2 separate regions of the Mus musculus genome follow, and region 1 is linked to region 2. Evidence: chromatin loops called from intact Hi-C (ENCODE). Cell type or tissue: gastrocnemius. All regions are shown on one strand. Each heading gives the region's core, and the rest is flanking DNA. Links, peaks and the distances in the headings are about the cores only. Region 1 overlaps Ccdc125 (coiled-coil domain containing 125). Region 2 holds the start of Slc30a5 (solute carrier family 30 (zinc transporter), member 5).

Region 1 (2,913 bases), core at 182-2,681, 150 kb after region 2:
GCTTGTAAAATGGACTTCTCTCTGTGGGTTTGTTTGTTTGTTTGTCCCATGTAGCTAGAGCTGAACTTGAACTCTCTATGTGGCTGAGTATGAGCTTAAACTTGTGATCCCTCAGTCAAGCAAGGAGATTACATGTGTGTACCACCGTTCCGTGCTTGTTTCCTTTGGACCAGAGTCTTGCTGTATAGCCTAAGCTGACCTAATCCCTCTGCTTCAACCTTCTTAGTGTCATTACAGGTGTGTGCCACCATACCTAGTTTAATGTCATTATATTATTTGGTTTTGGAGATCGGATCTTGCAGAGCAGCCCTGGCTGGACCGATACACCACTGCCATCCACGTTGGCCTCAAACTCACAGCTGTCCTCCTGCCTTAGACTCTTGAGTATTGGTGTTAAAAGCATGTAATCCTATGTGGGACTTAATATCACTGAACTATATACCTTAAAAAAAAAACGACATTTATTTATTTCATGTATGTGAGTACACTGCAGCTATCTTCAGACACACCAGAAGAGGGGATCGGATCCCCATTACAGATGGTTGTGAGCCACCATGTGGTTGTTGGGAATTGAACTCAGGACCTTTGGAAGGAAGAGCAGTCAGTGCTCTTAACCACTGAGCCATCTCTCCAGCTCCTACTTTTTTTTTTAATGATACAGGGTTTCTCTGTGTAGCCCAGATGGCATGGGCATGGAACTCACAGAGATGCACCTGCCTCTGTCTCCATAGTACTGGGATTGAAGGAACGCATTACCACTGTCTGGCCAACTCTATATTTTAAAATGGTAAATCTTATATTAGAGCTCACATAATTTAAAAAAAAATACAAAGGAGGAGCCACTAGTGATGCAGCTTGGTGAGGGAGTGTTCATTTGTGTAACCTGAGCCCTGGATTTGAGCTGCAGCACCACAAACAAAGAAACAAACAAACAAACAAAACAGAAAGCAACGGGTCGCTGTGTCTATTGAATAAAAATGAAATTAGTTACAAAATGTCCGTAATTATCTAGCATCAGAAGCTTCACAAGAGAAATAAATCTAGTTAAAACCAGAAACCCAAGGGCCAGAGATAAGGCTCAGGGGTCAGAAGCACACACTGCACACACAAAGGTCTGGAGTTCAGGTCCCAGGACTGACTCTGTCAGGCAGAGAGAGTTATGCTACTTGTATGTGACTCTAGCACCTGGGGATCCAGTGCCCTCTTCTGGCCTCTGTGGGTCTCTGCACTCATGTACACATGCATATCCACACTTAGACATGTATAATTAAAAATAATAACGGTAAATCTTTAAATAAATGCCCCTCAGATGCAGTGCAACTCTATTACATGCACAAGGCCCTACATTTAACTCTCAGTGCCACAAACATACAAACCTGTCACATTTCTGGATCCAAGATTCTTCTATATTTTTAAATCTATCCTGATCAAATTCCATTTCCCACTGCAAGGCATTTATTTCCTATAGAAAGAGAAACATGACCTTCAAATTTTAAAAGGGGGGCATTTCATGAAAAGTTATCGGTATTAATCATTTAGAGACACTGAAGAGTGAAGTAAGTCATTTAATCATGCAACAGCTAAAAGAGCAAAAAAAGCCGGGCGTGGTGGCGCACGCCTTTAAGCCCAGCACTCGGGAGGTGAGTTCCAGGCCAGCCTGGTCTACAGAGTGAGTTCCAGGACAGCCAGGGCTATACAGAGAAACCCTGTCTGGAAACACAAACAAACAAAGCAAAAGGCTGCTCAGAAGAGTCTATGGCAATTGTACACTGAATGGACTTGAGCACTAGAAACACTTTGCCAAAGCTCACTGAATACAGAAAAGAAATTTTAAACTGTTTGGGTTCAAAAGTGGCTGTGCTGCTGGGTGGTGGTGGCGCACACCTTTAATCCCTGTGCTCAGGATGCAGAGGCAGGTGGCTCTGAGTTCAAGGCCAGCCTGGTCTACAGAGCAAGTTCCAGTACAGCCAAGGCTATACAAAGAAACCCTTTCCCAAAAACAAACCAACAAATAAAAACCAAAAAAAGGGGCTGGAGAGATGGCTCAGCAGTTAAGAGCAGTGACTGCTCTTCCAGAGGTCCTAAGTTCAAACAGCACCCACCCGGTGCTCACAACCATCTATAATTGTAATCCCAGGAGATACAATGTGCTCTTCTGGTGTGCAGTTGTACATGTAGACAAAATATCCATATACATAAAATACATAAATAAAAAAATCTTTAAAAAAACAAAAATAAAAACGTTGTACTGAGCCCAGACTTCTTAGTCCCCACCTCTGCTCATATATAGAGACCAAAAACTAAATTTACACTTGTGAGTCTTTGCCGAAAGGGCTCCATCAAAGGATGATAAAATTGACATAGGAAAGAGACATTAGAGCTGGAGAGATGGCTTAGAGGTTAAGAGTACTGGCTGCTCTTCCAGAGGTCCTGAGTTCAATTCCCAGTAATCACATGGTGGCTCACAACCATCTGTAATGAGATCTGGTGTCCTCTTCTGGCCATGCAGGCAGAACACAGTATACATAATAAATAAAATTTTTAAGAGAGAGAGAGAGAGAGAGAGAGAGAGAGTGAGAGAGAGATTTACAATGCTTAATCTCATATACAGTGAGATGTTCAGAAACATGCTTACTCTGCCTGAGGCACAGGAAGAAAAAGAGAAGAAAAATGAGAAGTGCCAAGTTGGTTGACCTTCTACTACCAGAAAAGGGAAATAAACCATACTTTACCCATGTAACAATCTATTTTAAAATGTAAGTGCCCCAAGGGAAAGCTATCAAAGACTCAAGTACTCCTTATGAGAGTACCAGGAACAACACACACATCATGGTCGTGAGCCTAAGGAAATTAGGTTTAAATATTATCCGAATGATTGCATCAATGCTAGCAGTTGCAAATACCTTCTCCAGA
Region 2 (2,913 bases), core at 202-2,701:
TCAGCTTGCTAACTACTCTCTACCACAGATTAAAGGTAAAGCCTTTGCTAGCTTGCTCACATACATGTCACTTGGACTCTTTGTGTGTGTTCAAATTCAGTAGAATAGTATCAACTAATTATGATTTGTCCTTCTGGAAACCCCACTTTCTCCTTCAAATCACCAGTCCAAACCTCCCTCAGTAATAATAGCTAACACTTACTGAGTAATACTAAATGCCACTCACATTCCCTCTGAACAGCTTTATAATATAGATATTACTATTCCTACTTTCCGGAAAGGGGGTGTGTGCCTATAATGCCAGCACTTGGAAGACAGAAGCAGGGAGACCAGAGTTCCAGTCCGTCCTTAGCTATATATCAAGTTGGAAGCCAGCCTAGGCTACATAAGACCTTGCCTCTATATAACAACAACAAACGACGAACGGGAGGAAAACTAAACAACAGATAGGTCAAGTGACTACAATTGTTTATTTCTTTTCTTGTTCCTTTTGAGACAGGATCTCACCTTGTAGTCCTGGCTAGCTTAGAATTCAGTATGTAGACCAGGCTGGCTTCAAACTGCCTCTGGCTATAATTGGGATTAGAAGCATGCGCCACCATGCTGACCAAGATGTCCACAATTATTGAGACTCAGACCAATAGAGACCCAGGTACCTGTAAAAAAATAGCTTTTATATAGATATGTCTACACTAAGTAATATCATTTCAAAGACAGGATTGAAGAAAATCAATATTTTTAGAAAGGGAATAAAATTGTTTACAATAGCACACCTGTAGCCCCTTCCTTCTGTGTTCCCTCTCACACACTTGAGCAGGTTAGCCTGTACTCCTGCCCAACAATTAAATCCACAAGCAGTTGCCTTTCTCCATTGTTTTAGCCTCCCACTCTGCGTTATCGTATCATCAGAAATCCAAAAATAATAATCTCTTTGTGGGAGTCACAGGCACTTCAAAAAACTTTTAGCTTTCTCATTAGAAAAAAAAAAAAAAAAAAAACAAAAAAAAACCGTTAATGCACTTGAGTTAGCAACGCCTATATGTGGCTCACGCCTGAAATTCATCATCCAGGTTTATGAGGCTAGCCTGGGCTACATGCTGAGTTCTAGGTCTATCTGGGCTACAAAGTGAAGCCGTTTAAGAAAGAAGAACCCTGAAGCAAAGGGCTAAGCTCTGTTTGTTAACACAAATATGCATTTTCTAGGGGACCATCCATCCATCCCTCGAGCGAGGAGAACACGCTGTAGCCAAGATGGACCTTAGGTGGCGCTGCAGGGACCTCTTAGGGGCTTCTCTTGAAGACGCGAGGAGGGGGCGGGTCGAGCGGAGCCTTCCCAGCGGTGGGAGGAGCCTGAGTGAAGCGAAGCCACGTGTCCACCAGCGCGCAGGCGCAGGATTGGTCACTCCCCCGGGAGTGAGGGCTGCCGGGGCGGATGACGTGGCCCGGTAACGTTCCTGCCCGTACGGCCTCCGGGGAACGGCGCTGCCGGAACAGCCCGCGGCCTAGTCCCGCCCAGCGTGCGTGTGCCTGCTTGCCGAGCCCGGGCTAGCGGCGGAGACTGCCGAGCTTGCGAGGACGCTGCTGACATGGGGGAGTGACGCGCCTGCGCCCGCGCTTCCGCAGCGGCGGCGAGCCATGAGGAGAGCCCGCGGCGCGGGCAGCGGCTCCTGAGCCTGCATGGAGGAGAAGTACGGCGGGGACGCGCGGCCCGGGCCCGGCGGTGGCCTCGGGCCGGTGGACGTGCCCAGCGCCCGGTAAGGTGGGATTCCACGGCCGCCGGCGGTGCGGACAAGCTTCCCGCCTTGCTCGGACCCCGCGGGCTACCTCTGCGGTCCGTGGCTTGAGATCGGCGAGCGGGCGGGAGTCTGGGCTCGGGACGCACTGCCTGCCAGGTTCCAGTCCCTAGAGAGAGAGGATCTGAATGTCCCTCCCTGCCACTTAAGTAACGCAGGGCTCCGTAGCCTGTCCCACGGCTCGCCCAGAGGATATGCGCAAGGTGTCACCGTCTCAGGCGAAGAAACCAAAGTACAAGCCGATGAACTTGGGTATACAGCACAGCAAAAATGCAACCCTGTCATCGAGTTTTCGTTGCCGTGGTTTTGTGGGGAGAGGTGGGGGCTTATTCTAATAGTACGAAATGTACGTTCCCCCTCTCCCCCAAAACTCATGCCGTACGGGGATTCGTAGCGTGGAAATTCTTTACTTTTCCTCCAGCCTAAATTATTTTCCTTTTCCTAAAGCCTCTAGCCAGTTGTGCCCTTAGGTCCTGTCCTAAGTTCTGAGGTGGTGTTAAATAAAGCCCAACAATTTCGTTCAAACTGGTTAGCAGTATGTACGATGAGATTTCGTGATTGTTTTTGAAAAGGTTCTTAGACCGTGGTTACAGCGATACCAGCTAACTTTTGTCTGGGGGGGTGGGGGTGGAACCCATATGCCGAGTAGAATTTAAACCAACTGCGGGATTTGCAGAATGCATTTGGTTTTCTGTCTATTTTCAGCAATTCATTTATAGCATGTCACGTGTCAACCAGTGACCATAAAACAGCTAGATGCAGAAGGGGCTAGTGCTATGGTTTGGTAATAAAGGGAAGTAATAGAAGGGACAAGACTAGGTCAGGTCACAAAATTGGACTATGGAGACAGATTAAAGTATCAGATCTTTGTTAAATTTCCTGTTGATAACTCCAGATTTCATAGCAGAGTTGCCATATTTTTAGGAAATACAAGGGTAAAATGTGATATACTTCATTTACTCTCAAACAGTTCAAGGATGGGGGGGGGGGGAGAGTGAGAGTATAAATAGTTTAAACGTGGTAAACATCCTTTGCCAACTTACCTGTATTATTTGCTTGGCAGAGTTGCCCTTCTATCGTAGGTTATTACAGAATTCAAATTTTGACTCAGAGCTGGCTG

The links. Hi-C counts contacts between places; a loop is a spot of excess contacts. Peaks named below come from ENCODE experiments on the same cell type or tissue, not always from the same donor. Only the 100,000 strongest peaks of a DNase experiment are listed, where the experiment ranks them.
Region 1: a loop joins it to region 2, with 2.2 times the contacts of the local background. A loop is called at or near these places in 2 of 42 quality-filtered maps.

Annotation. Positions count from the first base shown.
Region 1 is chr13:100,682,835-100,685,747 of GRCm38, reverse strand. It overlaps Ccdc125 (coiled-coil domain containing 125), which reads right to left. Exons shown (of 12, transcript NM_183115.5): 5 at 2,904-2,913; 6 at 1,377-1,462. Among named protein-coding and RNA genes, the nearest start is that of Ccdc125, 15 kb to the right of the region's middle. In gastrocnemius, for the core only: a CTCF peak has its summit at 1,214 (motif pointing left); no DNase peak of the experiment used is centred there.
Region 2 is chr13:100,831,942-100,834,854 of GRCm38, reverse strand. Slc30a5 (solute carrier family 30 (zinc transporter), member 5) reads left to right here and starts at 1,428. Exons shown (of 16, transcript NM_022885.2): 1 at 1,428-1,754. The coding sequence starts at 1,678. In gastrocnemius, for the core only: a CTCF peak has its summit at 1,263; a DNase peak (open chromatin) is centred at 1,371; H3K4me3 peaks cover 1,729 bases; H3K27ac peaks cover 1,581 bases.